Regions from separate parts of the Mus musculus genome. Here region 1 is linked to region 2. A link is a loop called in an ENCODE intact Hi-C map of the cell type or tissue named here. Cell type or tissue: left cerebral cortex. All regions are shown on one strand. Each heading gives the region's core, and the rest is flanking DNA. Links, peaks and the distances in the headings are about the cores only.

Region 1 (2,870 bases), core at 371-2,870, 230 kb after region 2:
AAGTGACCTCTTAAGGATTCAAAACTCAGAGAGACAAAGCCCAGAACAGCCAGGCCTGGGCATGCCTGCTGACCCTGGCTGGCTGGTGGTCTTGGAAACTGCCTCCTGTTCCGGTCCAGCCCCAGCTGGTGTAACCTGGGAGGACCTGTGACATTTCTCTTGGCCTCCCTTCTACAGCCAAGAGCTAATAGGGAGGAGAGAAGGATTAGAGATTCCTGAATGTATCTGGTCCCTTTCCACCATCTCATCTCTACTCCTGGGGTCTGCTGCAGTTGGTATTTGGTTTAAGGGCCCCAGTATGGAGCTAGTCTGTCTGGGTCTGCTTTTCATTTAGGGGACCTAAGAATATGCCTGTATGAGCTGAAGGTCCCCTCCACTCCTTTTCACCCCTTTTCACCTATTTCCAACTGTCCTGTCAGCTACAGTACTCAGCAGAGGCAGGACACACATTCCCAGCTCTCCCTGGGACGGAGCTTGCTCTTGACCTCAGTTCCCACTGCCTGCGGTGCCCTCCCCTGGCTCCATAATCTCGCCTTTTCTTCAAGCTCAGCTTCTTACCACAAACCCACAAAATTCATTTAAAACATTAGACCTTCTGGACCCAGTGGTCAGTGCCTGGAACACCAGCGCTCAGTAGGCTGAGGCAGGAGGAAGCAAGTTCCAGGTCAGCCAGGGCTAAGATACAAAACAACTTCTGATCCCAAAGAACCATGGGGTTCGCCTTATGGGAGCCTCCATTTTGCTTGCACACAGGGAGCTGGGGATGTGGGTGAAGAACAGGCCTGTGGCAGCTCTGAAGGGCAGAGATGGCTCCATGTTTTACAAACTATGGATCCCTGGGCAGAGTTCAGGTGTCCCTGTATCCTTAACTCTCCAATGAAAGCCTAGAACATCCTCTCTGCCCAGGATGGTGTGAGGAGTCCTGGGGCAGTGTTACATACGAGGACAACACACATGTGTACAGAAGGATTTCTCAGCCCAACACCTAGTGCCTGGGGTGCAATCCTTGCTCCTTCCCACCTTTGGGGACATGCCATCCCCTACCAGGTGTCTCCAGGTTCCCGTGTGCCTGTTTTAACTTCCTGGGCCGGTGCTGAACTGCTGACAGGAGCCCTGTCTACTCTGTCTCCCCAGATCCTGCCACAGAATGGGCTCCAAGGAGCAGAGGATGAGTAGATGAGCCGGAGCGCCGCTACCCAGTGCCTATTAAAGCTGCTCGCTGCCCTGTCGGTGAGTGAGCGTTGTCACTGTCTTCTCTGCTTAAGCCTGCTGCTGACAGCGTGGCTCCCTCTACCAATTCTCCCTCCCTGCCACTCTACTCTCTGCATCCTCCAACCTTTCTCTCTCACAGGATTTTAACTAGTCCTTGGCACCAGAGGGTGGTTGCTCTACATGAGGCACTTGTCTGTTATCCTAACTAAAGCATTACCGCAGATCACTTTAGTCCAAGCCACCATCACGGCTGGCTTGTCTGGTCTCCTTTCTACAATGGCTCCCTGTACATCTTGGAATGATTCAAATTCCTTGCAGTGTCTGACAGGCCCTGCCTCTGCCAATCTGGCCCTTGCTTAGCTTTCCTGCCTCTTCATCCCTCAGCTCTTCAAAGCCCAACCCCTCCCTGCCTCAAGACCGTACACACCGCCTGCTGGTCCCCCTGCCCAGTAGGTCCTCCCCGCCTACCATGTAGCTCCTGCGTCCTATTGGTAGCTGGAAGGTCTGGGTTCCCTGATGCAATCTCTCACAACCTCCTTGCTGGCCTTGCCCCATTCTTCTCCACACCTCTACCCAACAAGTGTTCTGCGCCCTTCTGTGTTTCCTGTCTTTCTCTCTGAACCCAAGGTCCTCTGAGAATCAAGCGCCTCTTTTCTGGTGCTTCCAATGCCTGATGCATGCACAGGGAGGGCTGCATAGACATTCCTGTGAGGACAGCGCTGCTACCTCCCATTGCTGGGTGGGGAACAGGCTAGAATGTGGGGCTGGATGGCATCCCAACTCCTCCTGCATTCAGGCCTAGCTGGGTGGTTCCATTATGCACTGCGCTGAGCTGTGACCTGCCCAAACACCCAGCCCCCACGCCCATTCATTTTCCATCCCAGAGTCTGGGAGGAACGGTTTTGGGATTATTTCATTTCTGGATTATCCATGAGACATCTCCCCTCCGGTGAGAAGGATCAAGGGTTTGACATTTTAAACCCTAAGCAGCTTCTCCCTTTGCCTGCTTCAGATCTGCAGCCCTGCTGCTTGCAGGGAGATGCATGGGGAATGCAAGGCCATTTTAATCTTGGCTTGGCTTCATTAGGAAGGAAAAAACACTGCCAAAAAAAAAAAAAAAAAAAAAAAGAAAAAGAAAAAAGCTTGAGCCATTGTTTCTGCCATGCAGACCTTTGAGAGACTCAGATATTATTAAAGTCAATTTTTCTCAAACAGATGGGGAAACAGAGGCCAGGGAAGGACAAAGCTTAAAGACATGTAGCAAGCTAGAAGCCACACAGGGACCTGGTATTCCCCAGAGCCTTTTGGCTCTCATGAATGGCTCCTTGCCACCCTGAGGCACCAGGGCATCTGGGCTCTGACAAAGCGGGGGTCGTAAGTTTCCACTGACTTTGCTTCAGGACCCTGAATCACCCCGACCTCAAGTGGCCTCTCCAGAGCAGGAAGGACAAGTTGGCCCATCAGGAGGCAAAAATACCCAGGAGGCTTTGGGGCAGCAAGAGTAAAGAGTGAGGGTTTTAGTCAAGCTCTAAGTGACTTCACTGCCAATGGTCACATGGGGCCCATTCTGAGAGAGGTCTCTCGCCCCAAAATGGGTCTAGCTGTGGCTGTATTAAAAACAGACTGTTCTTCAAGAAGACAGTTCTTTTTGTTTTTTG
Region 2 (2,899 bases), core at 232-2,731:
TGCAGAGGGTGGCATTTGGCCTTGATTCAGTGTGTGATGGGCAGCTACTGGAGAGCTTTGAGCGAGGACGTGCAGAGGGCTGTCTTTTCAGGGAGATTGATCTGGCAGTACATCTAGGATGGGTGAGCCCTGGGGCCAGCCTGCTCTTTTTTTTTCCCCATCCCCACATGCCTGCCAGTGACCCCTAGAATGTCACGTTCTGTCCCAGGCCAGCCTCCCCAGGGCTACCATCTGCTCCTGGAAACAGACCACCCTCTGGTTCCTGGCTGGTCTCTGGTCTGGCTCTTGCTAGGAGCTCAGAAAGGGGCACCTTGCAGGCAGTAACTGGGTTTCCAAACAGCGCCTGCTCCTTCGTCATAGGCACTCGTTCTGACGCAGAGCACACCATCAAAGCAGCTCTGCTTCCTGCCTGCCCCACATTGCTTAGCTGTCGGTTAGAGTCTTAAGTGGCTACTCCAAGGGCTGGGTGCTCCTCCTGACTGTATGGCGAGAGAGGTCAGGAGACACCTGTGACCTGTGCCCTTGGTGAAGGGACCCTTGGCATTAGTGAGTGCTGCTTGCTGTAAGCATAGTAGACCCACCCCAGCCCAGTAGGAAGCGGGGAGGTTCAATCCCCAGCATTGAAAATACAAACATTTACAGGTTTCTAAAGGGGAAAGTGACTCTCATTGCTGCTTGGCTGTACAGATGAGAAACCAAATTGGGTTTCTGGCAACAGGGAGGTGGGCCTGGAAAAGAGGGCGTCTCCCTCTACCCCTCCAACAGAAAGCCTACACTCCCCTTTATCCATACTTGTCCATTGGAGAAAAGAGTAGAGAGGATTTGGAGCTCCTGGTGTGCACAGCCCCCTCACCATCAGCTTCCAGAGAGCTGACTTTGCCAGACAGTCAGGCCCCATCCTCCAGCCCCAGGAGGTGGAGGCCACAGCTGCTGCAGATCAGTCAGCCAGGACAGAGGGGGGTCTGGCTGAGGGCATGCTGGTCAGACCCTGAGTCCCTGGCCTAACACTTCTGGCTTCTCCAGGCCACAGAACTGTCCTTGAGGGCCCCCTGCCTTGGACATAGCTTTGAAGACCAGCAGGGGGATTTGAGGAGGTGGATGAAGGAAAAGAGAAGGAGGGCTTGGGGAGTCTGCGGTGGGCAGGATGCCAGGCCTTCTGCTGCAGAGCTGCGGGTGCCTGAGGTGAACAGTGCACAGTTGCAGCCTACGCCCAGCAGAGGGCAGCCCGACACTGCTCTTTACTCGCCAAGCCTCAGGCTCCTGGCTTGAGCCTCAGCTTACTCCTGCTCCCAGGGAGGGAGCAGTGGGCTTCGCCAAGGCTTCATCTCCTTATCTCCTCACCCTGAGGGTTGTCAGAGATGGCCTAGAAGTAGCCACAGAAGATGGTGGGAACCTTGTATCTGCCACAGGGCCTCTCTCACCTCTAAGCTATGTTCCTGTACCTTCTCAGGGACGGGGACCACTATGATGCCCTCCGGGACTGCCTCAAGGCCATCTCCCTAAACCCTTGCCACCTGAAGGCACACTTCCGTCTGGCCCGGTGCCTCTTTGAACTGAAGTATGTGGCCGAGGCTCTGGAGTGCCTGGATGACTTCAAAGGGAAGTTCCCAGAGCAGGCCCACAGCAGTGCATGTGACGCATTAGGCCGGGACATCACAGCTGCCCTTTTCTCCAAAAGTGATGGTGGTGAGTGTGTGCCCAGGAGACGCAGCTGTCCGTTCCCTACCCAGAAAGGCCCTGGCGCTTTGATCTAGAAGCCCTGGTTTCAGATGCTGATTATGAAACTCCATGGACTTAAGACAGTCTGACCCCTGAAACTCACTTTTCATGGCTGAAGAAGGAGACGGTCAGCATCTCCCAGTGAAACTCTGTTGAAAGTTAATGTTAGCATTCAAGGCACCAGGTAGAGCCCAGTCAGGCTGTGTGAGCTCTAGCTGGGCCTTCCCACCTGTCCCCAGACGGGCCTTGGCAGAGCACACTGGGCAGAGGCAAGTGCTGTTTGTTGTCTTTGTCTCAGTCTGGCCATGGGCAGCAGGCATGGTGTCTAGGACAGTGCCTTAGTTCTCAGCTTAGCTCTACCAGGTCGAACTGTGTGGCCATGGATCCAGCACAGCCTCCAAACCGGTCTTGTCTGCAAAGGGCACACCAAGCCTTCCCAGTGCCTCTGTAGATTTGTAGGACGAGCTGGGTCATGGTGACCAACTATGAGAGTCTCCAACTATGAGAACTATGTGGGATAGATCTCACTGGAGGCAGATAACTAGCCACGGGATTCGCTCATTCCATGAGTAGTGTTCAGGCTGACGCCAGCGATGCAAATTCCTACGGACTTCTCTTAGTTCTTGGGAGTAAACCTGGGGGCAGATGGCCTGGCATTGCCTGGTCTGGGTTGGAAACTGTAGCACAGGGGTAGAGGAGACACTGAGGGGGGGGGAGGGAAGGGAAGCCTCCCACCTCCCTCACATCTCTCCTTCCTCACCTCTTTCTCATCTCTCCTTGCTTTCGGCCCCAGAGGAGAAGAAGGCAGCTGGTGGTGGTGGTGGTCCAGTTCGCCTTCGAAGCACAAGTCGCAAGGACTCCATCTCAGAAGACGAAATGGTGCTACGGGAACGGAGCTACGACTATCAGTTCCGCTACTGTGGGCACTGCAACACCACCACGGATATCAAGGAGGCCAATTTCTTTGGCAGGTCTGAGGCCCTGAGCAGGAGGAGGGCACACATCCCAGTTGACAGCAGGGTTTGAGGGGTTGCGCCACGTGGGAGACATAATTTGAGGGTACTCGTGGTCTGGCACTGCCTCTATACCCTTAGGTTCCTCCAGTAGCCTCTGTTTGTTTGTCTGTACAGTGAAAGCAGCCACACCACTCGTGGAATCATAACAGACCGGGCTGAGCAGC

Evidence for each region. Peaks named below come from ENCODE experiments on the same cell type or tissue, not always from the same donor. Only the 100,000 strongest peaks of a DNase experiment are listed, where the experiment ranks them.
Region 1: it touches region 2 in a loop (2.1-fold over the local background); 1 of 42 quality-filtered maps calls a loop at or near these places.

Annotation. Positions count from the first base shown.
Region 1 is chr4:133,067,718-133,070,587 of GRCm38, reverse strand. The region is part of intron 6 of Ahdc1 (AT hook, DNA binding motif, containing 1); the gene reads right to left. Among named protein-coding and RNA genes, the nearest start is that of Gm26615, 14 kb to the left of the region's middle. In left cerebral cortex, for the core only: no CTCF peak of the experiment used is centred there; DNase peaks (open chromatin) are centred at 1,290, 1,540 and 1,967; H3K27ac peaks cover 2,247 bases.
Region 2 is chr4:133,296,207-133,299,105 of GRCm38, reverse strand. Wdtc1 (WD and tetratricopeptide repeats 1) reads left to right here. Exons shown (of 16, transcript NM_199306.4): 13 at 1,451-1,686; 14 at 2,513-2,690. Among named protein-coding and RNA genes, the nearest start is that of Tmem222, 20 kb to the right of the region's middle. In left cerebral cortex, for the core only: a CTCF peak has its summit at 1,190 (motif pointing right); DNase peaks (open chromatin) are centred at 328 and 1,209; H3K27ac peaks cover 1,880 bases.